Regions from separate parts of the Mus musculus genome. Here region 2 is linked to region 1. Evidence: chromatin loops called from intact Hi-C (ENCODE). Cell type or tissue: heart. All regions are shown on one strand. Each heading gives the region's core, and the rest is flanking DNA. Links, peaks and the distances in the headings are about the cores only. Region 1 has its middle 38 kb from the start of Gm33970. Region 2 holds the start of Gm39666 (a long non-coding RNA gene).

Region 1 (16,170 bases), core at 4,995-12,994:
CTCTGCTCCCTGAAGCCAGTGGTTTTGTCTCTGATGTCTCATTCTTCCGTTATGACTACATTCCCTTTGAGCATTTCATGAAATGGTAACTTGCTGTTAATTAGGCCTCTTGTGGTTTGACGTCATGTGTCCTTAAGATGGCCAGAAGGTTCTGCACCTAAGGTAGTGCTGTGCAAAGAAGAAAAGCTAAATCCCTTATTTTAAAACTCAGCCTTATAAGTACCTTTACTAGTTTAAATTAATAATGGGCTCTGGCTCTATCACATTCTGACAAGTTCCAAAAGAAAGTCTAATAAAGACATAGGTCTTCTGTGATGGTTACTCTTCATTGGCAACACAGCTACGTTAAGAATTACAGAGGAAGCCAGGCATGGTGGCACACGCCTTTAATCCCAGCACTCAGGAGGCAGAGGCAGGCAGATTTCAGAGTTCAAGGCCAGCCTGGTCTACAAAGTGAGTTCTAGGACAGCCAGGGCTACACAGAGAAACCCTGTCTCGAAAAACAAAACAAGCCTTCCGCTCGACTCGAGCCCCGGGCTTCCATGCCAGCAGAGTCTTGCCCAACACCCGCAAGGGCCCACACGGGACTCCCCACGGGATCCTAAGACCTCTGGTGAGTGGAACACAGCGCCTGCCCCAATCCAATCGCGCAGAACTTGAGACTGCAGTACATAGGGAAGCAGGCTACCCGGGCCTGATCTGGGGCACAAGTCCCTTCCGCTCGACTCGAGACTCGAGCCCCGGGCTACCTTGCCAGCAGAGTCTTGCCCAACACCCGCAAGGGCCCACACGGGACTCCCCACGGGACCCTGAGACCTCTGGTGAGTGGAACACAGCGCCTGCCCCAATCCAATCGTGCGGAACTTGAGACTGCAGTACATAGGGAAGCAGGCTACCCGGGCTTGATCTGGGGCACAAACCCCTTCCACTCCACTCGAGCCCCGGGCTACCTTACCAGCTGAGTCGCCTGACACCCGCAAGGGCCCACACAGGATTCCACACGTGATCCTAAGACCTCTAGTGAGTGGAACACAACTTCTGCCAGGAGTCTGGTTCGAACACCAGATATCTGGGTACCTGCCTTGCAAGAAGAGAGCTTGCCTGTAGAGAATACTCTGCCCACTGAAACTAAGGAGAGTGCTACCCTCCAGGTCTGCTCATAGAGGCTAACAGAGTCACCTGAAGAACAAGCTCTTAACAGTGACAACTAAAACAGCTAGCTTCAGAGATTACCAGATGGCGAAAGGCAAACGTAAGAATCCTACTAACAGAAATCAAGACCACTCACCATCATCAGAACGCAGCACTCCCACCCCACCTAGTCCTGGGCACCCCAACACAACCGAAAATCTAGACCCAGATTTAAAAACATTTCTCATGATGATGATGGAGGACATCAAGAAGGACTTTCATAAGTCACTTAAAGAATTACAGGAGAGCACTGCTAAAGAGTTACAGGCCCTTAAAGAAAAGCAGGAAAACACAGCCAAACAAGTAGAAATCATTAAAGAAAAACAGGAAAACACATCCAAACAGGTGATGGAAATGAACAAAACCATACTAGAACTAAAAGGGGAAGTAGACACAATAAAGAAAACCCAAAGCGAGGCAACGCTGGAGATAGAAACCCTAGGAAAGAGATCTGGAACCATAGATGCGAGCATCAGCAACAGAATACAAGAAATGGAAGAGAGAATCTCAGGTACAGAAGATTCCATAGAGAACATCGACACAACAGTCAAAGAAAATACAAAATGCAAAAGGATCCTAACTCAAAACATCCAGGTAATCCAGGACACAATGAGAAGACCAAACCTACGGATAATAGGAATTGATGAGAATGAAGATTTTCAACTTAAAGGGCCAGCTAATATCTTCAACAAAATAATAGAAGAAAACTTCCCAAACATAAAAAAAGAGATGCCCATGATCATACAAGAAGCCTACAGAACTCCAAATAGACTGGACCAGAAAAGAAATTCCTCCCGACACATAATAATCAGAACAACAAATGCACTAAATAAAGATAGAATATTAAAAGCAGTAAGGGAGAAAGGTCAAGTAACATATAAAGGAAGGCCTATCAGAATTACACCAGACTTTTCACCAGAGACTATGAAAGCCAGAAGAGCCTGGACAGATGTTATACAGACACTAAGAGAACACAAATGCCAGCCCAGGCTACTATACCCGGCCAAACTCTCAATTACCATAGATGGAGAAACCAAAGTATTCCACGACAAAACCAAATTCACACAATATCTTTCCACGAATCCAGCCCTTCAAAGGATAATAACAGAAAAGAAGCAATACAAGGACGGAAATCACGCCCTAGAACAACTAAGAAAGTAATCATTCAACAAACCAAAAAGAAGACAGCCACAAGAACAGAATGCCAACTCTAACAACAAAAATAAAAGGAAGCAACAATTACTTTTCCTTAATATCTCTTAATATCAATGGACTCAATTCCCCAATAAAAAGACATAGACTAACAGACTGGCTACACAAACAGGACCCAACATTCTGCTGCTTACAGGAAACCCATCTCAGGGAAAAAGACAGACACTACCTCAGAGTGAAAGGCTGGAAAACAATTTTCCAAGCAAATGGATTGAAGAAACAAGCTGGAGTAGCCATTTTAATATCGGATAAAATCGACTTCCAACCCAAAGTTATCAAAAAAGACAAGGAGGGACACTTCATACTCATCAAAGGTAAAATCCTCCAAGAGGAACTCTCAATTCTGAATATCTACGCACCAAATGCAAGGGCAGCCACATTCATTAGAGACACTTTAGTAAAGCTCAAAGCATACATTGCACCTCACACAATAATAGTGGGAGACTTCAACACACCACTTTCTTCAAAGGACAGATCGTGGAAACAGAAACTAAACAGGGACACAGTGAAACTAACAGAAGTTATGAAACAAATGGACCTGACAGATTTCTACAGAACATTTTATCCTAAAACAAAAGGATATACCTTCTTCTCAGCACCTCACGGGACCTTCTCCAAAATTGACCATATAATTGGTCACAAAACAGGCCTCAATAGATACAAAAATATTGAAATTGTCCCATGTATCCTATCAGACCACCATGGCCTAAGACTGATCTTCAATAACAACATAAATAATGGAAAGCCAACATTCACGTGGAAACTGAATAACACTCTTCTCAATGATACCTTGGTCAAGGAAGGAATAAAGAAAGAAATTAAAGACTTTTTAGAGTTTAATGAAAATGAAGCCACAACGCACCCAAACCTATGGGACACAATGAAAGCATTTCTAAGAGGGAAACTCATAGCTCTGAGTGCCTCCAAGAAGAAACGGGAGACAGCACATACTAGCAGCTTGACAACACATCTAAAAGCCCTAGAAAAAAAGGAAGCAAATTCACCCAAGAGGAGTAGACGGCAGGAAATAATCAAACTCAGGGGTGAAATCAACCAAGTGGAAACAAGAAGAACTATTCAAAGAATTAACCAAACGAGGAGTTGGTTCTTTGAGAAAATCAACAAGATAGATAAACCCTTAGCTAGACTCACTAAAGGGCACAGGGACAAAATCCTAATTAACAAAATCAGAAATGAAAAGGGAGACATAACAACAGATCCTGAAGAAATCCAAAACACCATCAGATCCTTCTACAAAAGGCTATACTCAACAAAACTGGAAAACCTGGATGAAATGGACAAATTTCTGGACAGATACCAGGTACCAAAGTTGAATCAGGATCAAGTTGACCATCTAAACAGTCCCATATCACCTAAAGAAATAGAAGCAGTTATTAATAGTCTCCCAACCAAAAAAAAGCCCAGGACCAGATGGGTTTAGTGCAGAGTTCTATCAGACCTTCAAAGAAGATCTAATTCCAATTCTGCACAAACTATTTCACAAAATAGAAGTAGAAGGTACTCTACCCAACTCATTTTATGAAGCCACTATTACTCTGATACCTAAACCACAGAAAGATCCAACAAAGATAGAGAACTTCAGACCAATTTCTCTTATGAATATCGATGCAAAAATCCTCAATAAAATTCTCGCTAACCGAATCCAAGAACACATTAAAGCAAACATCCATCCTGACCAAGTAGGTTTTATTCCAGGGATGCAGGGATGGTTTAATATACGAAAATCCATCAATGTAATCCATTATATAAACAAACTCAAAGACAAAAACCACATGATCATCTCGTTAGATGCAGAAAAAGCATTTGACAAGATCCAACACCCATTCATGATAAAAGTTTTGGAAAGATCAGGAATTCAAGGCCCATACCTAAACATGATAAAAGCAATCTACAGCAAACCAGTAGCGAACATCAAAGTAAATGGAGAGAAGCTGGAAGCAATCCCACTAAAATCAGGGACTAGACAAGGCTGCCCACTTTCTCCCTACCTTTTCAACATAGTACTTGAAGTATTAGCCAGAGCAATTTGACAACAAAAGGAGATCAAGGGGATACAAATTGGAAAAGAGGAAGTCAAAATATCACTTTTTGCAGATGATATGATAGTATATATAAGTGACCCTAAAAATTCTACCAGAGAACTCCTAAACCTGATAAACAGCTTCGGTGAAGTAGCTGGATATAAAATAAACTCAAACAAGTCAATGGCCTTTCTCTATACAAAGAATAAACAGGCTGAGAAAGAAATTAGGGAAACAACACCCTTCTCAATAGTCACAAATAATATAAAATATCTTGGCGTGACTCTAACTAAGGAAGTGAAAGATCTGTATGATAAAAACTTCAAATCTCTGAAGAAAGAAATTAAGGAAGATCTCAGAAGATGGAAAGATCTCCCATGCTCATGGATTGGCAGGATCAACATTGTAAAAATGGCTATCTTGCCAAAAGCAATCTACAGATTCAATGCAATCCCCATCAAAATTCCAACTCAATTCTTCAACGAATTGGAAGGAGCAATTTGCAAATTTGTCTGGAATAACAAAAAACCTAGGATAGCAAAAAGTCTTCTCAAGGATAAAAGAACTTCTGGCGGAATCACCATGCCAGACCTAAAGCTTTACTACAGAGCAATTGTGATAAAAACTGCATGGTACTGGTATAGAGACAGACAAGTAGACCAATGGAATAGAATTAAAGACCCAGAAATGAACCCACACACCTATGGTTACTTGATCTTCGACAAGGGAGCTAAAACCATCCAGTGGAAGAAAGACAGCATTTTCAACAATTGGTGCTGGCACAACTGGTTGTTATCGTGTAGAAGAATGCGAATCGATCCATACTTATCTCCTTGTACTAAGGTCAAATCTAAGTGGATCAAGGAACTTCACATAAAACCAGAGACACTGAAACTTATAGAGGAGAAAGTGGGGAAAAGCCTTGAAGATATGGGCACAGGGGAAAAATTCCTGAACAGAACAGCAATGGCTTGTGCTGTAAGATCGAGAATTGACAAATGGGACCTAATGAAACTCCAAAGTTTCTGCAAGGCAAAAGACACCGTCAATAAGACAAAAAGACCACCAACAGATTGGGAAAGGATCTTTACCTATCCTAAATCAGATAGGGGACTAATATCCAACATATATAAAGAACTCAAGAAGGTGGACTTCAGAAAATCAAATAACCCCATTAAAAAATGGGGCTCAGAACTGAACAAAGAATTCTCACCTGAGGAATACCGAATGGCAGAGAAGCACTTGAAAAAATGTTCAACATCCTTAATCATCAGGGAAATGCAAATCAAAACAACCCTGAGATTCCACCTCACACCAGTCAGAATGGCTAAGATCAAAAATTCAGGTGACAGCTGATGCTGTAGTGGATGTGGAGAAAGAGGAACACTCCTCCATTGTTGGTGGGAGTGCAGGCTTGTACAACCACTCTGGAAATCAGTCTGGCGGTTCCTCAGAAAACTGGACATAGTACTACCGGAGGATCCAGCAATACCTCTCCTGGGCATATATCCAGAAGATGCCCCAACAGGTAAGAAGGACACATGCTCCACTATGTTCATAGCAGCCTTATTTATAATAGCCAGAAGCTGGAAAGAACCTAGATGCCCCTCAACAGAGGAATGGGTACAGAAAATGTGGTACATCTACACAATGGAGTACTACTCAGCTATTAAAAAGAATGAATTTATGAAGTTCCTAGCCAAATGGATGGACCTGGAGGGCATCATCCTGAGTGAGGTAACACATTCACAAAGAAACTCACACAATATGTATTCACTGATAAGTGGATATTAGCCCCAAACCTAGGATACCCAAGATATAAGATATAATTTGTTAAACACATGAAACTCAAGAAGAATGAAGACTGAAGTGTGGACACTATGCCCCTCCTTAGATTTGGGAACAAAACACCCATGGAAGGAGTTACAGAGCCAAAGTTTGGAGCTGAGATGAAAGGATGGACCATGTAGAGACTGCCATATCCAGGGATCCACCCCATAATCAGCATCCAAACGCTGACACCATTGCATACACTAGCAAGATTTTATTGAAAGGACCCAGATGTAGCTGTCTCTTGTGAGACTATGCCGGGGCCTAGCAAACACAGAAGTGGATGCTCACAGTCAGCTAATGGATGGATCATAGGGCTCTCAATGGAGGAGCTAGAGAAAGTAGCCAAGGAGCTAAAGGGATCTGCAACCCTATAGGTGGAACAACATTATGAACTAACCCGTACCCCGGAGCTCTTGACTCTAGCTGCATATATATCAAAAGATGGCCTAGTCGGCCATCACTGGAAAGAGAGGCCCATTGGACTTGCAAACTTTATATGCCCCATTACAGGGGAACACCAGGGCCAAAAAGGGGGAGTGGGTGGGCAGGGGAGTGGGGGTGGGTGGATATGGGGGACTTTTGGTATAGCATTGGAAATGTAAATGAGTTAAATACCTAATAAAAAATGGAAAAAACAAAAAAACAAAAAAACAAAAATAAATAAATAAATAAATTATAAAAAAAAAAGAAAAAGAAAACAAAAAACAAACAAACAAAAAACAAACAAAAAAACAAAAAGAAAGAAAGAAAGGAAGGAAGGAAGGAAGGAAGGAAGAATCACAGAGGAGATCAAAGCACCCCCAGGTCTGTCTGTGAAGGCAGCTACAGAGATTATTAGCTCTGCCATAATCCGTGGATCAGTCCCTTGATGGTTATAGTATGATAGCATTATGGGAAGGTGGTAAATGGTAGGAGGGGAACCAATAGAGGAACCAGGTCATTGGGAACATGTTTTGTGGAGTGTTGTCATGCCTTGGCCTTCATCTCTCTCCCTTTCTCTATTTCCTGCCCCCCAGGAAGTGAAGAGCAGCCCTCACCACACCCTCTTAACACTGTGGTGTTCTGCCCAAGTGCAGGGAGCCAACCAATCATAGAATGATCACTACAGGCTCAGATAAGATTTTCTTCCATGAAAGTATTCTTTCAAGTGAATGGAGAGATGGCTCAGCAATTAAGTACACTCGTTGCTCATGCTAAGGGCCCAGATTAAATCTCTAGTACTCATGTGGTGGCTCCCAACCATGCACCGCCTCAGCTTTAGCGGATGCCATGACATCTTCAGGCATGAGGTATACTCACGGCTCAGAGATATATGCACATACACACAAAGCACTCAAACACATTAAAATGAAATAAGTCCATATAAAATATAAAATAAATTGTTTTTCACGTGTTTTGGTTACAGAATTCTGAAAATTAACAGTTTCCAGTATTTCCTACTTTGCTTTACTTCTGCAGAGCATATGTGACTTACAGTATAAAGTAAATAACTCAATATTTAATGGGTACCAAAATAGAGCAGTCGGGAAACAACTATTCTATATTTAATTCATTAAGAAAACTTCATCATGATCATAACCTGCAGTTATAAGCAGTCCACAGACCACATGGCAACAGCAAAAAGCTTCTTGAAGTAGAAATTACAAACCTAGAATTAAAATGAGATCGAGAACCTTGGAAATCTCACCCCCACAGCCCCTGAACCCTTGATGAAGATGGTCACCACTATTATAAACCACCAGGTCTCTGCCACACTTCACACAACATTGCTTCGTTTCTTCTTTACATGGGTTCACCTGTCTGATCTCTCCTTGAGTCCCTCTCTGCCCTTTTAACCGAGCAGAAATCACTGGTCTGATACTAGCTTCAGGAAAAAGGTATATTGCTAGTGTAATAGGATCGTAACCCCAAATGCAAATAAATAAGGACTTATGGCTTGCTGAGGGACTTAGAGTCTGGCACTAGCACACATTATTCTTATTCTGTGTTTTATAAGGTTTTACCCTCTGCAACCACAGTCTGGCCTGTTGCACTTGGCGAGAACATGATCATGACCACCCCAGAGTAGTTATAATGCAACATTATAGTAGAGAGATCAACTCAAGCGATAAAACTCAATGTCTCTGGACCACCTGCGTCTGAAGCACATGTCCATTCATACACCAGTGACTGAGGTCAAGGGGCTGGGGAGTGATCCTATAACGTCTCTATGTTCTTTTCCCTCTGTGGTCTTCCCTTACTCAGGAAGACACAATTTGTGGCCAATAAAAAGGAGCAGGTGGGGAGCTGAATGGATGGATGATAGTGATCAGTCCTGATTGTATCTTTAGTATCTTTCTGGCTGTAATATATTTGCTTTTGGTGTGTTGTCTCTGAAGTCTTGCAAGGCTAGCATGTAGTTTTTATCACTATCATCGTTAAACAGAGGACGGGGCAATGAAAAGAGTTGAATAGACTGCCCAGAGTCACAAACTTGGTGAACAGCAGAGTCAGAATCCATCCAGTCAGATCTAGCCACTGTTCACCCATCCACCCCATACCTGTCAAATTGTTCACTCTCTGCTTCTTCTTCTTCTTCCTTTGTATAATGACACAGATATAAAGGCCAGCCACTGAGCTAAAAGGATTTCTCCGGAACCCTTTGAGCCTGGCTGCAAGTTCAAGCACTTCTGTTTGTTCTTTCTGGGGCTCTCCTAGAAGAAGCTGCACCTATTTCTTTTCTACTAAACTGGCAAATCATCTCTCAGACTAAACAGAGAACAAGGTCAGAGTTCCTGGCTTCCATGAGTAAAAAAAGCATTTCTTCATATTCCTTACCAATCAGACAACCTCCCCTCCCCTTTGCTGGAAAAAAAAAAAAAAAAAACAAACCCTGCTGACTACCAAAAAGCAATTTTGTACAACAACAACAACAAAATCATGTATGGAGAAAATAAAGCAGGAGAGCACAGTAAATACACAGAAATCTATTTAAAATGATGAATCCCTAGCATTTTATCAGATTACTGTCCTACCCAGGGGCTACAAACCTGCTAAGACGTAATTTAGCTCTCGACTGTAAACTTCTATGTTGGTTTCATATCTGTGGGGCGTCAAGACTTAGTCGGACTGCCAGCTCCTGTGTGCAGCTCCCCCTGGTGTGTGGCTCCTCCTAGTGTGTGGCTCCCCGCAGTGCTCCCAAGGACCTTTACCAGGAGTGCAGCATCCTCCAAGTTCTTCACGATAACCTCCTCCAGTTCTGTCCAGCTCCTTTGTTGCCCTCCCATGAATAACGGCGATTTCTTCAGAACAGAACTGAGCCTCACGGATCTCCATTGTCCTTCCTTATACGCCGGGCCCAAAGTCGGTGTCCAATAAATATTAATTTCATGGATCCCACCGGTTCCCTTTTAGATCTTCTAGTCTGTTCCCCGCTTCTGGCCTTAGGACCTATGGGCTTGTTCTGTCTGAGAGAGCATGCTGGACTAGGTGGGGCACTTTCCGCAGAGAACAGAGCCATTCTCTTCTTGGGCACCTCCTCCTAAGCACCGGGAAGAGCTTTTTTTTGACACCATCAACAAGATAAAAACACAGGGAAGCTGTGCACTTCTCTGCTTCTTAGATCCTGGATGAATTGGTTCTCTTTCAGAGAGGCCTGGGAGAGTAAGTCACTGAGTAAAATTCAAAAGAACTAAAATTTTACGGAGCCGCAGCCTGCTTCCAGCTGTTCAGAGCCAGGATTCCTTCCTTCTTGTGAAGACATTTGCTGAGAAAAATCTTATTCCCTGGAAAAGACTGTGTTCGAGACATCGATGCTTTTAGAAGAGGCTTTAAACACACCTTGTCGGGAACTTGCTCCGCGGACTTGGTGTCATTTCTCAGTCCCCAAGGTGCACCAGGCACAGTTCTTTCTCATCACATGACAAAAATCTCGTCCAGGAAGCCGCTGTAGTGAGGGAGGATTTGTTTCGGCTTACGTGTTAAGATAGGATACAACCCACCACAGTGGGAGACTGTGCCGCCCTGAACTTGCAGCCAGGAAGCAGAGAGCGGACACCAATGGGGCTAAGTGGAACAAAACCTCAAGGCCCTCCTCCAGCGACCCACTTCCTACTAGGCTCTACTTCCTACAAGTTTCCCAGTCTTTCCAAAATAGTGCCACCAGCTGGGGACGGATTGTTCAAACACATTGGCCTATGAGGGACATTTCATATTCAAATGACAGCACACTCCCCACCAACCCGTGCCGCCTCTGCACTTGTGCACACGCTGCATCCGCCAGCCTGCCCAGGCATAAACTAACACCGGCATCTCGTCTTCTGTGAAGCTTCGCGTGTATAAATCTTGCATCAGCTTCAGGAACTGTGATCAACAGAGTATAAATTTTAATTGCTGTGCACCAGGCCCTGTGCTGCATGCTATGGATATAAAGAACAGCTTCTTCTCTCAAAACCAGTTACAGACAACTGCAGCTTCCAATCTATCACGACTGCTCCCACCATGAGTACACCTATGAATCTAGGGCTTGTTTCTGTACGTCTGGGTCCTCGAGGATCCTAGGTTATTTCCCTAGCATATCGTACCTTAGAACTTTGTCTGTATAGAGTATAACTAGATACTGAATATGGCAGCACTTTGACCTGGACTCCTCAACCTCCAGGATGATAGAAGTAAACAGCTATTATGTAGCTACCCAATCTGTGTCATTGTACGACAGCACCTCAAACTAAGACACACAGCATCTACCCTACGCTCCCGCTGCTCTCTGTCTGGTTCTCGGCGTGGGCTGTATGTCCTCACTGGAATCCCATCACAAAGCCCAAACCCCGCCCCTTTCACAGAGTAGTGTACCACTTCCCCACTCTGGGAGAAAGGTTTCTAATCTCTGAAAGTAGCAGGCAGTTCTAAGTTAGCTTTTTTTTTCTTTTAAAGTGTGTTCTTCAACAAATTCAAATGTATGTATAATGCAATTTGATGACTCTCTTCTCCTTCTCCCTCTTCTTCACCCCATGGTCCACCAGTCCCTTTCCCAGAGTTGTGAATTCAGGGACCAGGGACATCATTTTGGAGCTAGTCACCAGAGCATGGTGATGTTACTAATGGGAGACATCTGGAGGCAACGACTCAGCCATTCCCAGAACGTATCATAGCAAATAGTTTAGCAGTGAGGGGTAGTGCTCCCCAATCCCTCCTATCTCCTTAGTTCATGGTGGCAACTGGTATGTCTTGCCCACGAGATGGCATCTTGCAGTCCTTCTCCTTATCTTCTCGCTCTTAAATGCTTTCTACCCTTCCTTCCACAATGCTCTATAAACCCTAAAGGAGATGGTATAGACATGCTATTTCGGCTGAGCCCTCAACTATCACTTATTCTGACACTTTGCTCATCCGTAGGGACCATGATGAAGGCCTACTCCATAGGAGGGGATCCATATCGGCTACTGTAAACTCTAACTTAGCCTTTTAATTTGATTTGTCAAATGTGCTAGTTTGTGATGGGCAAATAGGGAAACATTAATGTCACAGGAAGACTTGGGAAAGCCCAGTCTAAGATAGGATTAGCATTAGCAATAGCCACTAATTATTTCTTAGCTCCTAGGGTAAGATTATAACTAATCTGATGCCTATGAGTTCATTAGCACAACACACTAGTGAGTAAAATTATTCCTCAGGTTAAAACAAACTAAAAATGTGGCACAAGCAAAGTTGACTGAAGCAGGCCAGGCATGTGGTACAGCATCTGTAATCACTGTACTCAGGAGACAGAGACAGGAGGATTACAAATTTGATGCCAGTCTGAGATGCCTAGCAATCCTCTCAAAAATAAAATTAAAAGAAAAATTCTCCCCAGAAAATTACCAAAACCCACAGAGCTGGAATGTGTGGGAGTCTAGTGGGACCCCAGGTATCTGGCCCCAGACTCCAATTTTAACAGCATCGTCCTTCCAACTCCACCTAGACACTGCCTTCCCAACTCTTGTGGCTGCATCTTGACACTGAGATGCTGGCTGTGGCACAGCACCTACAGGCCACAGGTTCGTCAAAACAGCACAGAAGGAAGAGAAACTGACAAAAACCAATGGACAAAGGTGTATAAACAACACCCAACTGTGGTTCTGAACACCACACACTGAGGCCATTCTTCAGGGAAGTGATGTGGGAGCTGCTTGCAGCATTCTTCTGTCACATAAAAATGCTATAAATGGGAAATTTCTATACACACCGGGAGAAGCAAGCGACTGCTCTGCCCATAGGTCTCTAAATCTTCCTATGTACAGAAATGCAGCCCGGCAAAACCCACAGCCAATGTGGGCCTGCAAACATCGCCCCAGAACAAATACATTTACATCAATTCCATAAACCCATAATTCCAGCAGGGATATAAGTTGGCCTCTCTGCTGGGCAGAGGGGGGAAGGGGTCCTGCTGACTGGCTATTTTTAGCGTGCCTGTGGGCTGGAGTTCTCCAGCTCCTACATATTCTGTTTTGATTTTGATCTTTTACTGTCTTTCCCCTCCATCCTGAAGACCCTGTTTACATAATCAACAGTTTGAGCTGAAAAATCTCGAGAACCTCCAGCAGGGCAAATCAGTTTTGAGTGTTTGCAAAGCTCCGTTCTTGATAGCAAGGATGCTTGCTCATCAAGAAGAACATTAAGGTAATAATAAAGGTTTTTCAAGAGACATCAGAGTGTTTTGACTGCATAAAAATTGGTTGTTAAGAGCAGGAAGCCATGGAAACGTAAAGATTGGGGGGAATTCTTGGGATGTTTTAAATCAATACTGCTGTTTAACTCAATATCGATATTCAAGTGGCGGTAACTTTATACTTGGGGGACTTTTGCTCACCATTGTGCTGGGTATTGGGGAGGAAGCACTTTCTGTGAGTGCAGGGACTTCATAAAAGAATGAGACATGAGCATTTCATGTAAAACCAATGGTCTAAAGATCCAATAAGGCAACCACAGTTGGGACAAATGGGTCCAATGACAGCAGGCACTGGTTACTACTTCCTGGAGAGTGGGCTCGATTCTTATAGACTGTGTTGTGTCCACCCCAAATCCTAATGTAGGGACCTCAGAATGCAATCATATTTGGAGAGGAGATCTAGAAAGAGATGAAGGAGTTTAAATGAGGTCGTGAGAGCAGGTGGGTTCTTCTGCCATATGGATGGTGCCTTTAGTAGGAGAGGAGATGCTGAGACAGATGAGCAGAGTGGAAAGATGGGAAGATGCAGGGTGACCACCATCTTCAAGTCAAGGAGACAAGCCTTCGAAACCCCCAACTCTGCTGATATCCTCTTCAGGGTCTTTTTCCGGGTCCAGCCTCAACACAGGATTGGAGCTCTCAACTGGAAGCAGGGATATCTGGAAGGCACGTGATAAACAGACACAGACAACTTCCGGGTACAAGCTGACAGGCAATTTTCAAGGCTTAAAGTTGCTCTCTCTGCTCCCTCTCCCTCCCCCTCCATCCCCCTCCCCCTCTCCCTCTCTCTCCCCCCTTCCTCTTCCTCCCACCCTCTCAGCTTGATGCTGAACACATTCTGCATTCTTCTGTGCACTCTGCTTTTCTCCTGTGCACTTTTCTTTTCTTGAACTCCCACATGCCTACTCACCTCTGTGCATTCCCCTTTCACTCACACACATACCTCACACACACCATATGCACTCTCCTTTGACTCACACATACACTCTCCTCACACTCTCTCTACTCACTCCACACTCTTTCCACACACACCTCACATTCTCTCTTCACTCACTCTTCACATTCTCTCTCTCACACACATTCTCTCCACTCACCTTACGCACACCTCATGCATACCTCACTCTCTTTCCACTTGCTCTCTTGCTTTTTTCTTGCCCCAGTCTTTTACTGATACTCCAAAAAGCAGATAGCAAAAAAGACATTGTATAATCATAGCCAAATCAAATTCAGGAGAATAACCACATCCCACAAAGAATTAAGAATTACAATTGTTCCCCAAAGTTTCAAACTTCCCCTATTCCTAGGCCTATGGTCAACATAATAATAATTACAAATTTATCATTATTTAAACTCTAATTTTTGACTTATTATACTTCATAGCTCAGAACTGCAAGGTCAGCTACTTGCATTTTCCTGTGAAGCTCTAATGCTAAATGACATGGGCAAAGCAATAGCCAGGCAATAGCCAGAATCAAGTTAACCCTTAACTCAGCGGTTCCGCTAGCTTTCTGCTCTGTACATTGCACACAATGACTCTCCTAAGAGTCCCAGCATTTTGACTTAATTTTACTAATATACAATTTTATGTATTCTATACTTGCTTATCTAGGAACCACTTTCAAATGTTGTGCAAAACTTACTTCATAACTTTAGTAGTTTTTCTTTTTTTCTTTGTCAGGGTCCCAATGTTGGCTCTGTTTCATTTTCTAATAATATCTTCAAACTTTCTTTGCAAGTCAAGCATTAATCTGGAGGTACCATTGTGCATTTATCGCATTGTTTCCCAGATGAGAGCACACAGCATGCACATGGACGAGGACTAAGCTGTGCTGTGCCCTATGCCCCAATTTTTAATTGTTTAAGAATCATTACATCAAGGAACATCTAGTTTCACAGAATTCACCAGAGCAGAAGGAGAAAGAAATAGGAAAGTCAGATATAATAGACTAATTATGCACACTAAGGCCAACTGAAAAGCAGTCACACACAAATGAAATCTATATAGCCATTGTCCAGGGCTAAGGTTAGGAGAAATGGGAAGGACTGTTTTTTTACAAAGAACTGCTGTGGGCAAAAGCTCAGAAGACTTTCATTTGCAGCAAATGAAATGACATGTATTTGACCTTTTTGACCTACGGGGAAAAATGTCAAGCCTACAGAGTTCAACATAATCATGCTAAAGAGGCTAAGGAGAGAGTGTGACAGTGACATCGGTGCTGTCTTATGGCAGTAGTCACAAAACACCTGCTTCTGCTCCATGACTGGGAGTGCATCTCCTCTTGGACCATCCATTTCTATCCTGCAAAGAGAAGAGGAAAATCCTATATCCGCCTACAGAATTATTGAGAGTATTAAACTAACTGGTGCCTGAACATGCTTAGCACCAGGTGGCAACATATTTAAAATCTCCACAGATGTTAGGATAACTTGGAGGCCTCCCAGGGTTGCAAGCCATAAGAGCTAAATCGAAATAACTTAAGAGGAAAGGCGATTTATTAAAAGAACAAAGATGCTTCATAGAACACAAAACAAAACACAGTTCAGTGGTCCCTGACTGGGAAGATTTGCCTCCCCCACCTCAAGGAGTGTTTAGAAATGTCTTGAGACATTTGTGGTTGACATCGCTTGGGTGATACAATTGACATCTACTAGACAGAGACCAGAGTGCTACGCACCCACTACAGTGCACAGGTCAGCCCCACACCAAAGGATTACCTAACTCTAAATGTTAAGAGTGCTGCATTGAGGATGGATGGGCCAAAGCTAGGTATGTAGGTGGCCCTTCAATGCCACATGGATCTGTGTGCTCTGACCATACAGCTTTTACTTCTTACTTCAAAGCATACCCTTGACTCCTCTTTAGTATATTAGAATTACATCTTTACAGCTTACATTTCTGTTTTGCTTGTTGGTTCCATGGAATCACTTCTGTCTTAGTCGCTATCTTATTGCTGAGAAGAGACACTGTGACCAAGGAGATTCTTGCAAAAGAAAGCATTTAATTGGGAGCCACACTCACAGCTTCAGAAGATTAGTCTATTATCATCATGGTGGGAAACATGGTGGCAGGCAGGCAAGGTGCTGCTACACCCTGATCCTCAAACAGAGGGGGGAGAGGGGTCCAAGAATGGGCTTTGGAAACTTCAAAGCTCCACTCCCAGTGACAGACTTCCTCACAATGTCCACACCCACCTACCCACCTAATTA
Region 2 (16,170 bases), core at 2,617-10,616, 210 kb after region 1:
AACACATCTCAGTCCAAATCCTAAGGCCCAAGGTGGAGAAACTATGATATAACTCTTATCAGAGGCCAAGGGCTTGTGAACCTGGGACTCAGATGTCCAGTCAGGAGATGAGTGTCCTGTGGAGAGCCGTGCCGCGATTGCTCGTGCATGCCGTGAGCAATCACCATTATAAGATGGCGCTGGCTTCCACTGCGCCTAACTAGTAAACAAGCCTTATGCACAAGTGCAAGAGTGAACTCACGCCTAGTCACTGCCCATCTTGCTGTGTAGTAATGGGGTGATGGGCGAGCAACGAATCAGGAGCTGTCACACCACATCAGGTGCTGAAACGTCACGCTGCGGGCTATATAAGCAGCGCCATTTTCCCGGTTCGGGGTCTTCCCTCCTGATAAGTAAGGAATAAAAGCTTTGCCACAGAAGATTCCGGTTGTCCTGAATGTGTTCTTGCCGGCGGGGACAAAAGCTTGGGCAATAGTGTCCCACCTCCAAAAGAGAGGAAATGTTGCCTTCCCTGTACTGTCCTAGCTTAGCTTTCTCTTGATGGATGGGATGATGCCATCCCCAGGTGAAGGTGGATCTTCCTTTGTCCACTGATCCAAATGCTAGTCTTCTGGAAGCACCTTCGCAGACAAACCCAGGAGCAATGCTTTACCATGTACATGGGCATAATTTTTTTCTTCCAGGCAGGTTGACCCCTAAAACTTAAACTTCACAAGTGTCTACCAGGTGTCAAATGCTGAGGAGGGGTCCTTTTCCCAAATAAACTTGGGATGGGCAGACACAGTCTTGGCATAGCAATTGCTTGCATTTCAAATGCACTTATGAGATACAGAAGCAGGACAAAATCGAAATGAGGCCAAGAGAGAAGATGTTCAAATGTCTACAGAGCCAAACAGTACCTGGACTCCAAACTCTACCAGTGCTCCTTCCAAAAGAAAAAAGAAGGGAAAAAAAAAAAAAAAACAGAATTGGCTGGATGCTGGAATGGGCCTAGTATATTGTATAGAGATGCTGGAATGGTCTTAGTGTGTTGTATAGAGATGGGCTGCTCTCCAAGAGTACATTGGCCATACTTCATTGGTTATATTAAATTCTGAAGTGTCTGGTAATGTTTCAAAATGCAGTGATGCTCAGGACTTGGAAAGCCATGCTGTCAGGCTACCAGGCTGTCCTCTTCTTTAGTCTCCCAACTCCTCCAGCTCTACTGTCCCTCTATACAACACACACACACAGAGCTCCTAGCTGACTTCTAGAATCAAATCTATTAACAATCCCTGGACCCAGAGGAGAAATGTTACTCTCATCTTTTTAAATGTGTAGCCTTTTCCCTTGTGACATATTTAAGCCAATGAGTCTGCAGGCCTAGTCTTCAAAAATATCAATTTTCTGAAAGCTCTTTTCCTTGGAGGGAAACTGGGATCCATTTAAGATACGGAGACTGCTAGGAAAATTACAGGCCTGCGAGAGACTACTTTTACTCTGTAGACATGGTTGAGCGAATGATTTACCATAGATTAGATGCCACACTGAGTCTGAGCAAGAAGCCAGCTGCAATTTTCTTAAAGTAACAAAATGGTAGACCTAGGGGAAAATGGAGCCAACTACCAGTGAAATAACTCTCTGTCACTTAATGAGATGGGTACTTTCAATTTTGCCTGGGACACCGGAAAATGAGAACAGACACTGACCCAGATATGCTAGATGCTCTGATGTCTTACTGGCCTATCAAGTGTTTGTCCCATGAAGTAAATAATGACAGGTGACCTGGAAAAAAATTCCAATCATCCAGAACTTTACAATAGAATTCAAGGAGTATCCCTTATGCCTGTCACTTTGGGCTTTTTGATATTGTAGCTGTTTTTGTTTTGTTTTTTTCTGAAAATGAAGAACTGAGTGACTTCTGAGCTTCATATGGAAGGAGTCTGAAGAACTACAGTGGCTCCATGCGTCAACAGGGCACCAAACATTCCCTTCCAGGACCCATCAGTGGTGACCTGTGGGAGAGAGGAGATCTGGTGATAGTCGTGTTCTTAAGTTTCCTGTGAATGTTGAAATGTGTTCTCTGCCTACTGAGAATCTACTTGAAGGTGCCACAGAGTGGGTAGCCATTGCTGTTCTTTTTCACACAGGATCTCAAGCTCTGTGTAGCTAAGGATAACCTTGACCGTCTGAGCCTATTGCCTCTCCCTCACAAGTGCTGGGATTACAACCATGGGTCACCATGATTAGTTCGTGTGCTCCTGGGGCTTTGTGTGTACTAGGCAGGCACTCAACAATTACATCTCCAGCGAACAAAGCCCTCCCTGAAGACTCCCAAACTACTGCACTCTTAAAAGGATTTTTAATTTTTTTGATGTTATAATTATGTCATTTGCTCCTTCCCTTTCCTCCCTTTAAGTCCACCCATGTGCCACTCTCCCTCCTTGCTCTCTTTCAGATTTGTGGTCTCTTCTTCTTTAAGTTTTCTTTAAGTGCTAGTGTGTGTGTGTGTGTGTGTGTGTGTGTGTGTGTGTGTGTGTGTGTGTGTGTGTTCCTACATATGTAAGCACAACATGTTTGGTGTATATAATGTTTCTTTTATGTATTTTTTGAGACTCACTGTTTGCTATTGGATAACGTGCTCTTCCTTGGGGAAGACTTTCTCCCTCTCTCAGGCTTCCTCAGTTGCCTGTAGTTCTTTGTCTGGGGTTGAGAGCTTATTAGCTTTCCTCCTTCTACATTAGCATGTCTGTTGGTGCTTTCCTTGTTCAGGTCATGTTTAGGCAGCTATGGTGTTTAATCCTCATCTCCAGGAGACACACTATCTTAGCAAACTTCTTGTACCTCTGGCTCTTAATTGGCCCTGTCTTCCACAGTCTTCATGGAGTCTTAGATGCAGGATTTGTGTTGTAGATGTATCAGTTGGGACTGGGTTTCACAGCTCTGCAATTTATTTATTTATTTATTTATTTATTTATTTATTTATTTATTTACTTATTTATTTTTAGTTGTAGTTTTCTGTAGTGGGCTCCTGCTGCAAAAAGATGTTTCCTTGATGAGGTGTGAGGTCTCCACTTATCTGTGGGTATTGGGGTAATATTTAGAGTATAGTTGGGGATCATGATGGTTTACTAAAGTAGCAGTAGTAGGTTTTTCAAGATCTACAACTTCACTACCCCTAGGTAGTTGGCTAGGTTCCCAGTACCAGGCACGGCTTCCCTCTTGTTAAGTGAGTCTTAATTTCAATTAGAGAGCTGTTGGTTACTGCCAAGGTATGCCTGCGTGAGAACATTGTATTTATATAGGTGGCTGGGTAAAGTGGCACAGACCATTAATCCCAGTACTTGCCAGGCAGATGCAAGTGAATCTCTGAGTTTGAGGCCAGCAGAGAGAATTCCAGGACAGCTAGAACTACATAGAGAAACTCTGACTCAAAAATAAATAAAAGTGCACATTTACGTATATATGTATGTATGTATGTATGTATATGCAGCTCACATGTATTATAGGTATTAGGTTGCTAGATAACACTTTGATTCCTCATAACTCTCAGACATCCTTATGGTTATTTTACTCTTCCCCTTCTGTATTTATCTCCCTCCCCTCTTCCTAACTATCCCCACCCCAATTTTTCCTGTTCTCAGTCCCCCCTTCCCCCATTTTACTTTCCTGGTTTGTACAGTTACTCCAGGTTCTATATTCACACCTCAATAGTTGAGCTGGGAGGCTCCGATGACAGGGAACATGCAGTATGTGTCTCCCTGGGTCTGGGCTTCCTCGTTCAATATGATTTTCTAGTTCCACCCATTTATATGCAGTTACCTGTCCATGAGCTCATCTTCTTCCAGCTGAGAGGTATCCATAAAGGGCATAGTGTGTATGTAGCACATCTTTACTGTCCATTCATTGCATGAAGGCCATGGACTTCACTTCATAGCTGCTGTGAGCAGAGCAGTGGTGAACATGGCTGAGCAAGTATCTGTGGAGTAAGATGTTGAGCCTTTGGACAGATGCCCAGGAATGGTATAACTAGGTCGGATGGCAGATTTATTTTTAACATTTTGAGAATTCTCCACACTGATTTCCAGAGTGACTGGGTCAATCTGCAGTCCCAACAACCCACATCCCCTCCAGCATTTGCCAAACCAACCACTTTCCCCTTCTCTCTTGAGTCTTGAGGAAAGATACAGATGTGATCTAAATGAAAAGCTTGCTAAATTGAAATCGCATTTCTCCATTATACCCACAAAACTGTTGATTAACACTTAATTAACCGAATATCATGTGGCAAAATAGAAGTGAACTTTTAGCAGTCCAGCCTCCAGCTGGAGTCAGTGAGCCCAGCTCTAAGCTAAGAATGTGACAGGCTGAGGAACAGCCCTTCCAGGATGCGACAACTGTCTTAGAGCCAAGAACTGAGTCCCCACGGCCACCCATCAGGCTCCCCATAAGCATCTCTATGTACTCAGTCCATCAGTGTTGGTGTGGTCAGCTGAGCATTCCCCACCTTTGTCTCATCAGCTGTAGGTCACTGTGAATGTCTCCAGGCCTTTGTGATGTATCTTCAGCAAGCTACTCTCAGGTTTTAAAGTAACCTTTTCTCCCTCTGCAGATGACCTCCTCTTGTCTGCAGAGAAAGAATGAGAATGAATCAAACTTATTAGAACATTTTGCAACTTTAATATACCATGACTCTGGCAAAAAGTTACTCTATGAATAATCAAGTCATGCAGGTCTTTCCTCAATGCCAGGGACAGTTAGGTCTATAGTTTTTCGTTTTCTCCATTACTTTTTTCTCCAAGGACATTTTTCTCTTCTTTTCTTTTCTTTTAGAGATTTATTTCTTTATTATATATAAGTACACTGTAGATGTCTTCAGACACACCAGAAGAGGGCATCATATCTCACTACAGATGATTGTGAGCTACCATGTGGTTGCTGGGATTTGAACTCAGGACCTCTGGAAGAGCAGTCAGTGCTCTTAACCGCTGAGCCATCTCTCCAGCCCAACATTCTTCTTAACTCATTAGTTTTGTATTGTTAGTGAATGGCAGGCAGCTGAATACACAAGAGTTAGTGGTAAATGCAATCTCCACCAATTGAGCATTCCCTTTTCAGAAGTTTGTGCCTGTGCTGTGAGTTGTTTAACTTACTTTTTGTTGTTCTTTTGAAATAGGGTCTTACTGTATAGCCCAGGCTGGCTTTGAACTTGTGAACTTCTGGCCTCAGCATTTCTCATCTGAGTGCTGGGACTTGATTCACCAAAATCAGTTTGTGATCTGTGATAACGACTTTGGGGGAGAGGGGTAAGAAATAGAGAGTGAGTACATCGGCGTCTTCCAGAGTTGGCAGGCCTCCAACTTGTATTGCCGAAGCTAGCCTTGAACTCAGATCCGACACCTCCTGGGTGCTGTCTGTGATGACAGACTTACAGGACCACTCCTGGCCTAAAGCTTTTGATGGCATGAATCTTCTTCTGGTGTGGACAGGGGAAGGAGGGTGTTCTTAGTTTGCAAGATGAGAATAAATCAAGCCATCCTCACTGTTCTGCTGAGAGCAATGGACTTTGTGTGTCCCATACCCAATGTCAAGAGCCATGGATCTCAGGTCTTCAACTACAAGAGTTGTAAGTCTTTACAGGATAGCTGGAAGGGACTGGAAACAGCAGACATCAGAATGCAGGTCTAGAGAGCTCAATGTGTCTGAGTGGACTTTCCAGTAGAAGAGTAAATTAAAAAAAAAATCTTTAATGTTTTTTTATTTTCAGCATCCGTGCAGTTTCCCCTTTCCCTAGTGAAAGGGGGAATGAAGAGCCCAACACTCACATCGCGGCATCAGCAATGAAGTTGAAGTATGCACACATCAGATTCCTAATGAGAGCATCCTGAGGGGAAGCCCGAAGTGGGCTAGCTCAGGCAGACACTTCCCTAGAGTAGTAAAGCTGTGTGGGGCCTGGAAAAGCCATGTGACATAATCATAGGCTGTGTACTCACACATCCTCTCTTTCCAAAGAGGAAGACAGTGGTCCCCGCTAGGTTTGTGACATCCTAAGTTGTGCTGTAGGCCTGGAGCACCATCTTGTGGTCAGGATCAGGCCAGAACTAAAAAAGAAAAAATAACCCCCCCCCCTTTTCTTCTTTTTTCGATATTTTGATTTTTTTATATTTATTTACATTTCAAATGTTATCCCGTTTCCCCCCACCTCCAGAAAACCCTCTATCCCATCCCTCCTCCCCCTGCTTCTATGAGGGTGTTCCTCCACCTACCCACTCCTGCCTCCCCGCTCTCCATTCCCCTACACTAGGACATTGAGCCTTCACAGGACCAAGGGCCTCTCCTCCCAGTGATGACCAACAAGGCCATCCTCTGCTACATGTGCAGCTGGAGCCTTGTGTACTCCTTTGTTGATGGCTTAGTTCCTGGGAGCTCTATGGGGTCTGGTTGGTTGATATTGTTGTTCTTCCTATGGGGTTGCTAACCCCTTCAGCTCCTTCAGTCCTTTCTCTTAACTCCTCCTTTGGGGACCCTGTGCTCAGTCCAATGGTTGGATGCAAGCATCCACCTCTGTATTTATAAGGCCTCTCAGGAGACAGCCATATCAGGCTCCTTTCAGCGAGCATTTCTTGGCATCCACAATAGTGTCTGGGTTTGGTGACTGTATATGGGATGAATCCCCAGGTGGGACAGTCTCTGGGTGGCCTTTCCTACAGTCTCTACTCTACACTTTGTCTCCATATTTGCTCCCGTGAGTATTTTGTTCCCCTTTCTAAGAAGGACTGAAGTACCCACACTTTGGTCTTCCTTCTTCTTGAGCTTCATGTGGTCTGTGAATTGTATCTTGGGTATTCGAAGCTATAAAAATAGCTCTTGTTTGTACCTTTCTTAACCAGAACTATAAAATACATTCTCTTGTGACTACCTAAGACGTTGAGAATAATGTTTTCCGTTTTTTATATGCATATAGTAAAATATGCATCCATAATATGCAAAGTAACAGAACTTATGTACGCTTAGAGGTTTGAGCTTCTACTTTTGGTGTAGAACCTTTCGGGCTCAAAAAAAGAAAAATAGAGTGAGAAAAGGCAGGGGATATATAATAATACATAATAAAGTGTAATAAATGACTATCTTTCTCCAGTGCCAAATAATCACTGTCTTTATAACTCAATAATTCCCTTAATTCCCTTACACTTGTGGGGTTTTGGGGGGGAGAGGGAGTTAAGAAAGGGTTTCTCTGTGTAGCCCTCACTGCCCTGAAACTTGCTCCATAGACCAAGGTGGCCTCAAACTCAGTGAGGTCTGCCTGCCTCTGCCTCAAAGGCACATACCACCACCACCCTGTTCCCTGCGATTCTTATGATTGCCTAGACAATGTGGATAAGGCATTGGTCAAAGAGCCAGCACTCTGGGTAAGCACTGGATGAACTTAGTCCAGTGCTCTCCTCAACAGCCTGTAGTCCGCACGTTCCTCTTACCCATGTATAAAGTTTATTCTAGGATCATGAAAAGTTGTGTAGAGATGGATCCAACATTTTAAGCAATTTCATATGGAACTATGGAAAATGCTGATTTTTCCGCATGTTCCAACCCATTGCTGCATTTCAGTGGTTTAAAAAAAAAAAGACTTAAAATAAATATAGCCTAACAACTTGAGTTCAAAGACTGTTTACTTAGAAGTGTGTTGAAAGTATATTCCTTATGAAAAATGTGGCTGTTTTTGCTTGCAGGCTATTTTATATATACTGTAGTTACATTTGTTCCCTGTGTGGCTCTATCCATCTATGTACAGGGTTTAGCAGCTTGAAAGCTGAAGGGAAGTGTCACAGGCCGGTTTTTACACCCAAACTGCTTCCTTTTGCCTCTCTCTGAGTTCAGCCAATATCAAGCAAGTGGAAGTAGACTAGGAATTCAACTTTTCATCCCTAGCAGACTGGGAGGTTCGAGGGCAGTGTGGTTTTAAACCTTCCTAATGCTGTGACCCTTTACTATAGATCCTCATGTTGTGGCGATTCCCCCAACCATACAATTATTCTCATTGCTACTTTGTAACTGTACTTTGGATGCTGTTACAAATCATAATGTAAATATTTTTGGAGATAGCACTTTGTCTACAGGGTCTCCAACCACAGATTAAGAACCACTGTTATACAGCGAAGAGCAGGGAGGGAGGCAAAGAGAAGGAAGACCTGCCCACCGTTTGTTATACTTTCTAGTCATCTCTGTAGTCATCATCACTTGTCATGTCACCAGAAGGCATGGCACCGGGAGCATACAGATGGGATCATAATGAAATTAGAGACAGGTAATCATTCCACCTAAGTGAACGGAGGTCCTGTACCCAAAGATAGGCAAGATAGGTGTGGGTAGGAATTCAGCGAGGTCACCAGACGCTACCGGGGATTGAATTCTCCGTCAGCCACGTAGGTTAAAGTTTTGCAAACTGTCCTAGACCAGAACTCAGGTTTCACTGAGTTTGCCAGCGAAATCGCCAAAGACTAAGAAGAACGCTTACTTAAAGAAACCTGCAACAGATTCTAGGTGGGCTGTGGCATTTTGCACATGCTGGGGCGGGGAGGGGGGGGGGGTTGTTCACCATGCTTGTTGTCTTGTGTTACATGGATGTAACTGACTCCATGGTGTTTCCGAGATACTTTTGTGAAGCTTACTCATGGAGATGTCAAGCTAACGACACTGGCACTGCTGGGTATGGTCTGTTATTCTTGCGATTAACTGAAACTGAAGTTAAAGCAAAACAAAACGAAACAAAAAAAATAAAATTAAAGAAAAACAGAAACAGTGAACCAGGAAGATGAGTTCCAGGCCAGCCTTAACTACTAACGGGATTCAACAAATTAAAAATCAACATTTTACTAAACCTACTGCTTTAGACAACTAGATTCTTCTCACATGCCCTCTGGAAACAGTCTCTGTTAGCTTTGATAATGTGTCTGTTACACAAGACACAGGTTCTACCTCTCTGGCCAGACTCAGCAAGAGGGTTTTGTTTCTCAGGTGGGTTGAGATGTGACTGAGCAGAGGCTGGGGTTGCTGGGGCAGCTAGCTGCCTTCTCCACCCCACTGTTGGAGGCCTTCCCTGCTCAGACCGCAGCATTAAACCATACTGTCTCTCATCTCAAAGGCGTTTCTTTCTAGCTTCAGAATGAATGCTGGGAAGACTTTTGTCACAGGCCTGGGGACTCCGGCTCTTGTTTTCAAAGTGGGGCAGACCTATAGAGACCAGAAACAATACAAAACAAACTCAATGTTATAGCAATCTCGCTCTGGCCTGCAATCATCCCCTACCCTTGTGATCTCTGTCAAATGAACTTAGAAGAAATACAGGGCTTCATGTAGAAGACAGACAGGGATTATTACAGAATAATGAGAGTGGCTACTGAGGAAAACTCTCACAGGTGACTGGCTAATGAGACCATTACAATGACACTATGTGACACTATATAGCTTAAGAGGCTATATACTGTATCTTCTAGTGTCTGGAAGAGTTTTCCTGAGGCATGTTTTCCGGTTTATATGATCAACTGACCCTTTTGAATTAACTCTTGCTGTGTGTTGGGGGTGGGAGGGAATGTTGTCTCTGTCCTTTGAGAGTTCTCTACTAGAAAGTAACTTTCGGACACTTAGGGCAGTGCAGAGAGTCATGTCTCCACCCAGTGCCAGAGATGACTCGGATTCTATTTTTTTATCCAGAAATCAAATAACAGGACAGAGGGAAAAAAGCAAGAAAAGGTTTTAAAGCTATTAAAACAGCTGGGCTTTTATCAGGTGGAAATGGGTTTCCCTCTGTGGGCCCTATGCATGCACCAGAACTTCCTCCCTTTCATAAAGCACTTGAAAGCTTACTAGTATTTCCTTCCCTCCTTTTTACCTATCAGTCTTTCCCACACGAATGTGCATTGTTAGATACAGGTGGGCCTGGAAGCTGGTGAAGAAGCAGGGGTCCTGATGAGAGCAGGCTGTGTCCTTCTGTAATAAGCCTATTTTGGGTAAAAGTTTCAAAGACTGTATCCAGTCCTGAGAGACTCCATTATTTTAAAAGATGCCTTCCATGGGCACATGCATGTAGTACTCAAGGAGGCCAGAAGAGGGTGTCAGACACCCTGGAATTGGAATTACAGAGGGTCGTGAGTCACTTCATGAATGCTGGGAACCAAAATGGGTCCTGTACAATAGTAATCACACATAAATGCAGAGCCCCCTCTCCGTGTCCTGCAGGGGAAATCTGTACTGTACAGATTTCGACTGCATTTTGAGGATGGAGTATAACTGTACACCTGTGTGAACATAAATGGCACCATCTATCTGTCTGGCACTACCATGCACACAGAGTAAGACAGCTTATTCCTGCAAACAGAGAAGTCACCAGTATGTAATCTATTGGGAGTGAATTAAGACACTAGGGACATATTGGGATACCAGACCTGAGGACCTCCTGAACACTCTAGAGGCAGGAGAGCCAATCTGGGACGCTACGTGGGTGGGTTATGAGCAGCTCCTCTCCTCATAATACACTTGGTAGTCTAGTCTAGCTCCGTTACCTAGATGTACTAACCCCTACACCCCTCTTTGTACAATGCACCCACGCACACTTTTTAGGAACTCAGCTACTCCTTTTCTTGACCCCTTAGTGGAAAACCACAATAATCGTGACGACTGAGTGTCTTCCTTCGTGTGGTCTGCTGCTCCCTGCGGGCTCGTTTGATCTTTTCTACCGTTTTACGTAAAATTCCCTTGCAACTTTGCAATCAGGGCTGGCTTTTACTTCAGTACTGAACAAAACACTGAGAACCTGGGGACAGCCAGTGCAGACATCACCCTGGACTACTGGTCCACACACCAGAGAAAAATGGCCAGCCAGCAGGATTTACAGCCTTTTATAGAGGCAGCCAGCCCACGGTGCCTAGGCGAGAATTGGAGTGGGTGAACAAAAACCCTGATCTCGGCCTATTACTCTTCTGGGGCTCAAAGTGGCCCAAATCAACTTCAAGCCCAAAAGACCTCACCTGGACAGTAGGAAGAGGCAGACACTTTTTGCTACAGTGGTCCCCATACCTAGCATCTAATTACCAAATATAGGCAGAGGACTCCCAACTGTCGCTGGGGCTCAGCTGAATATCTGATAATGATGTAGCCTGAACTGCCACCTGCACTTGCTTAGCTGTCCTGTCCCTTCAGGTAGACCTGGCCTACCCTTGCCCTGTACCTTTGCCCTCAGACCTGTAGCACTCCCAGCCACAGCCACCTCTCCAGCCTCTCTTGCACCAATAAAGAAAGGAAAGACATCTCAAAGAATAGCTTTTTATTCATATTACAACGAACTTCACATATGGCATGTATTTGACTACACTTCAAAGCTGGAGGGAATAAAATACATCTAGCTGTACAAATTATACACAGTAATAAACCAGTGTGTAAGAGAAACAGAAAAAAAAAGTGAAACAAATCCCTGTCACCTGATGTCACCTGAAAAGCACTTGTCTAGTTCTAGGGCCCAGGAAGAGCACTGAGACACTGCTCCCATATTCTGCGCTCTTCCCCTCTGGCCCTGTCTCACTGCTTTGCTCAGTAGTGATGATGTCACCCCTTGCTGCCTAGCTGGCAACGCTGGTTTGCTCTGCTCTCTTTGGGCTCTCTTTGGGCTTGGAGTAGTCCCAGGGCCGCCTGTTCTCTGTGAATCCGTACAGCTTCCTGAGGGCCACGCGCGCAGCTTCTTCCTCTGCAACGAGTACAGTTTCCCCAGGTCCCTCTGCAATCAGCTTTCTGTCACTAGGAAGAAAACAGACAGGGATCTGAACGCCGGGAAGACAGCACATGAGACAGTTATGCCTTCCATCCCATCCCATCCAAATACAACAACCTACGAGGCCCAGTTTCTCCAAGGCAAAGCATAAGGTGGCACAAGGATCAGAAGTTCACAAGGATTAGAGCTGGGTAGTGTGGCACACTCCTTTGATGCCAGCATTTGGGAGGCAGATACAGGCAGATCTCTGAGTTTGAAACAGTTAGGTCTACATGGCAAGTCCCTCAGATTAGAAAATCTTCACACAAAGATTGGAAAAATATTTGCACAAAATTTAATCTACTTATCCAAGATACTCAATGTCCACATCTACTGCTTTAATTGATTTCTTTCTCTCTCTCTCTCTCTTTCTCTCTCTCTCTCCCTGTCTCTCTGTCTCTCCCTCCCTCTCTGTCTCTCTGTCTCTCCCTCCCTCTCTGTCTCTCTGTCTCAGGAAAGCATTCCACCACTGAGCTACACCTCTACCCCACTTTAATCTTAAAACCTGAAATCCATTTCAGACAGGTTTATCTCTAACAAAACTACAAGGCTCTAAATGTGCTGACACTTTGGTAGACAGCAAAGCTCCTGTCTTCCACTCTGAGGCTCGGTTGAAGCTGCTGCCAAGAACAGATGTATTTTTTTTATATATATAGAAAATATAAGGTGAGCTTATATCCCATAAAACTCTATAGCAAACAGCTGTCCAAAAGTGACTTAGCAGGAGCTGGAGAGAAGGCTCACTGCTCAGAGCACTGGCTGTGCTTGTAAGGAACCCAGGTCGGATTTCCCGGATGAACCTAACAGCTAATAAACATCTGTAACTCTAGTTCCAGAACCGACACCTTCTTCTGGCCTCCACATGTATGTGATGCAGACATACATGCAGGCCAACACTCACACACATAAAATTTTCAAAAGTTACTACTAGCAAAACACAGATAACTTGTCTTCTATTAACAGCAGAAAGAGAAAACCAAAAAACCCACCACCATCACCAATAACAAAAACCAGATAATGACCCTATCCACCCTGCCCCACTAGGGTCTCACGGTGTAGTTCTGGGAGGCCTCTCTATAGACAGTCTGGCCTCAAACTCACAGAGATCTGCTTGCCTCCACCTCCTGAACACTAGCCTAAGATTAAAGACATGTACCTCCCCCCGCCCCCCACCCAGCTCAGAGATACAATTTTAATACTGTTAGAAGTAACACTTAAAAACTGGAAGTCTATCTTCTAGGCTTCCAATCAAAGTTAAAAAGTGAACAATGAATTTTTACTAACCAGTATAAGCCAACAAAATATAAAGGCAGAGCAGTTGTGCTTCCAGACTGCCTGGTGAGTCGAGACTCAGGAGCTGAGATGTTTCTCTTCTTCAGCTCCTCTACGAGTAGTCCCATGGGATTTACGACGGTCCACATCTCAAAGAGCTCTTTCCCCGTCATTTGTGTAATTAAAAAGTCCTGTGCATAAAATAACATTTAAATTAGAACAAAGAATATTATGGCCAGAATTCAAAATCCATTTTTACCATAAGAACTGATAGGCAATGAATGGCAAATGTACATATTAAGCACATACAGCCTGAAAATCCAAAATGCTCGGAATCTGAAACTTTTCGCACTAAAGTGTTGCTTGCAAACGTTGAGATTATAGAGTATGTTCGGTTTCTGGCTTTGGAATTCCAGCTTGAGCTTCTCCCTCATGGGCTCACACGTGCAAGGACAGCACACTCTACCAGAGTTATACCTGGATGTCCTCATAGGCTGTTGTTGTTTGTACTTTTAATAAAAATCATAGAACTTTAAATGTTTCAATTTCAAACCTAAAGAAAATGATGTCAAGCAACATAACCTATGAAAATTATTCAGAAGACTGACTCCTGCCTCAGAATTCAATACTCAAATCATTGATATTCAAAGTAGAAGCATGTGTCTGTCTACTTACTAAGGACATACCCACAAGGACACACCTTCCCTCCATGGCAGACTGCATCTTTTTAAAGCCTGAGCTAGGGCTGGAGAGATGGCTCGGCAGTTTAAGAGCACTGACTGCTCTTCTGAAGGTCCTGAGTTCAAATCCCAGCAACTACATGGTGGCTCACGCCCTCTACTGCTGTGTCTGAAGACAGCTACAGTATACTTAGAAATAATAAATAAATCTTTAGCCCGGCCTGAGCAAGGCCGACTGGAGCGAGCAGAGGTTCTGAATTCAAATTCCCAGCAACCAACGTGATGGCCCACAACCATCAGTACAGCTACAGGGTACTCATGTACGTTAAATAAATAAGTAAATAAATAAATCTTTAAGCTCTGAGCTAAAATAAACATTTTTTTCCTTAAAAATTAATCAAACCAAAACAAAAAATTTTAAAAAGCTAAGAATAACGTAAACCTCCAGCACTCACAACCCAGCATTTATTATTTGCTTTCCAGGGTATTGGCAAAAGAAAACTGAAATAACCACCACAAAGTTAACATAAAAATAGTTTGGGTTTTTCTAAGTTTTGGGGGTAGGAACAGTCAGTTGTACCAAGATCTAGCAAAGGAATGCATGAGAAAAAGAAACGTCCCCCTCTGCCCACATGAAGACTGTCTGAACAAGTGCATCTAACCATTACCCACCCTGATGAACAGTGCAGCCCTTTCAGGGCCACTGCTCTGCAGCAGGGCTCCAATGACCGCGAAGAAAGTCTGACGTAAGACAGGCAGGGGGACAGGAAATTCTGCACTGAGGGTCAACTGCTCCACAGCCAAGTTCCTGGCCACGTGACAGACAACTGCCTCACCAGTGAGAAAGCTAACTAGACTCTCAGTGCCTTCGGCGGGCAAGTCTGGGAATTCGTCTTCGAGAAACTGTGTGAGGCACCGATGTGAAAAAGACAGCCCTTGTTCGAACAGTTCCTGATTGTCCTTAAGATTCAGAAGAGCAGCTTCTTTCTCTATGCCAAGGCTCTGACGTTTCGCCTCTTCGCTTTTGATGTAGCAGCTATTGATAAATGCAGTTTTGAGAAGGTCCAACGAAAAGGTTTCTTGTAAGCGAGATCCAAAGGCTTGTACCTCCGCATGGTAATCCCAGTTTGGCTTCTCTGAGCTGAGGAGGCAGACAGTAAGAGAGTAAGGAGGAGGGCATGGTACCACGTAAGGTGTGCTCTAACTTTACTACATAACGGAATGAAATGAAGTTTGTTTCTTTTATTGTCGGATTCTAACAGTCTAAATACAAAAGGTAATACAGATAACCACTGGCAGTCCGTCATTACTGTCTATATATAAGATGTGGGGGTTTCCCTTTGGCTTAACTGCCATATTAAACAGATTGTTCACATCACATTAGGCTGCTCTGCTAGTATTTAAGTTCTCTCTTTCTGCTCTAACAGTGACATTATGCTTTCTACCTGAGTATGAACAAATTATAACTATATAGATTCAGGCCACAAACTGAAAGTAATTATGTTTAGTTTATATATATTTATTTAAAGCTCAGAAATGTCCACTTGAATTTCCAGTTACATAAGTTAATATCAGTCTTATGAGTGTGTCAAAATTTCATAACCACAGGCGAGGGTTGAGGCTGTTCTAATTCAGTGGTAGTGGTAATTGACACAATGGCCTGGTGTGTGCAGGTACACTGTACAGACACACAATTCCAAGAATTAAATGCCTTTTCCTAGAGAAAATTAAATGTCTTTTCCTAGAGAAAAATAATGCCACAATAAAATCCTTTAAAGTTAAAAGAGAGAAGAAAAATAGATCTAAGTTTAAAATCATAAATCTAAATTTGTTTTCTATAGTTTTTTCCAATTTTAACTCATTAATCTTAAAATACCCACCTGTCTATTGGGCAAGGGAATGTAAATTAAGACATGATTCTGAGTCTTGCTTATTAAACCACAATAATTGTGCAATAGAAGGTGTATTCTCACTGGTGTTAGTGTAAAGGGGATTAATATTCTCCTGGAGGGCAATATTAAAATAGTAATCAAAGTCTCAGCTCAGGAATAACTAGCTAACTAGAGACAGTTCCTGCTTCTTTGGTGTTCTAACAATCTAACGGAAGTCAAATGCCAAAGAAACTGTAAGAATGAAGTTGATCTTCGTGTACTTTTGCCCACTAAGACAGAGTATACAGAAAGTGCATGATGCAGGATCGTATATAAGCATGATGCACTTTAGAAAAATCTGTGGGGTTTTTGTTGAGGTTGTTGTTGTTGTTGGCTGTTTTGATTTGTCCGACAACCCCCCCCCCCGCCCCCAGGCAAGAAGATTAATTAGATAAAAAACCTAAACTTTTATCCTCACTCCAGGCAGTGGACATGAAATTCTGTTACACACAGAATTAAATGTTTCTACCCTGGTACGCAATATGGTAGAATTGATGACCCTATTCCTCTT

Evidence for each region. A loop is a pair of places that touch in the nucleus more often than their neighbours do. Peaks named below come from ENCODE experiments on the same cell type or tissue, not always from the same donor. Only the 100,000 strongest peaks of a DNase experiment are listed, where the experiment ranks them.
Region 2: it touches region 1 in a loop (2.8-fold over the local background); 4 of 42 quality-filtered maps call a loop at or near these places.

Annotation. Positions count from the first base shown.
Region 1 is chr1:79,992,532-80,008,701 of GRCm38, reverse strand. No RefSeq gene overlaps it. Among named protein-coding and RNA genes, the nearest start is that of Gm33970, 38 kb to the left of the region's middle. In heart, for the core only: a CTCF peak has its summit at 9,429 (motif pointing left); a DNase peak (open chromatin) is centred at 9,441.
Region 2 is chr1:79,776,557-79,792,726 of GRCm38, reverse strand. It overlaps Gm39666 (a long non-coding RNA gene), which reads right to left and starts at 4,476. Exons shown (of 3, transcript XR_865569.3): 1 at 4,445-4,476; 2 at 3,802-3,958; 3 at 978-1,994. Mrpl44 (mitochondrial ribosomal protein L44) reads right to left here. Exons shown (of 4, transcript NM_001081210.1): 2 at 14,401-14,869; 3 at 13,061-13,239; 4 at 11,282-11,763. The coding sequence ends at 11,589. In heart, for the core only: CTCF peaks have their summits at 6,036 (motif pointing left) and 10,072 (motif pointing right); no DNase peak of the experiment used is centred there.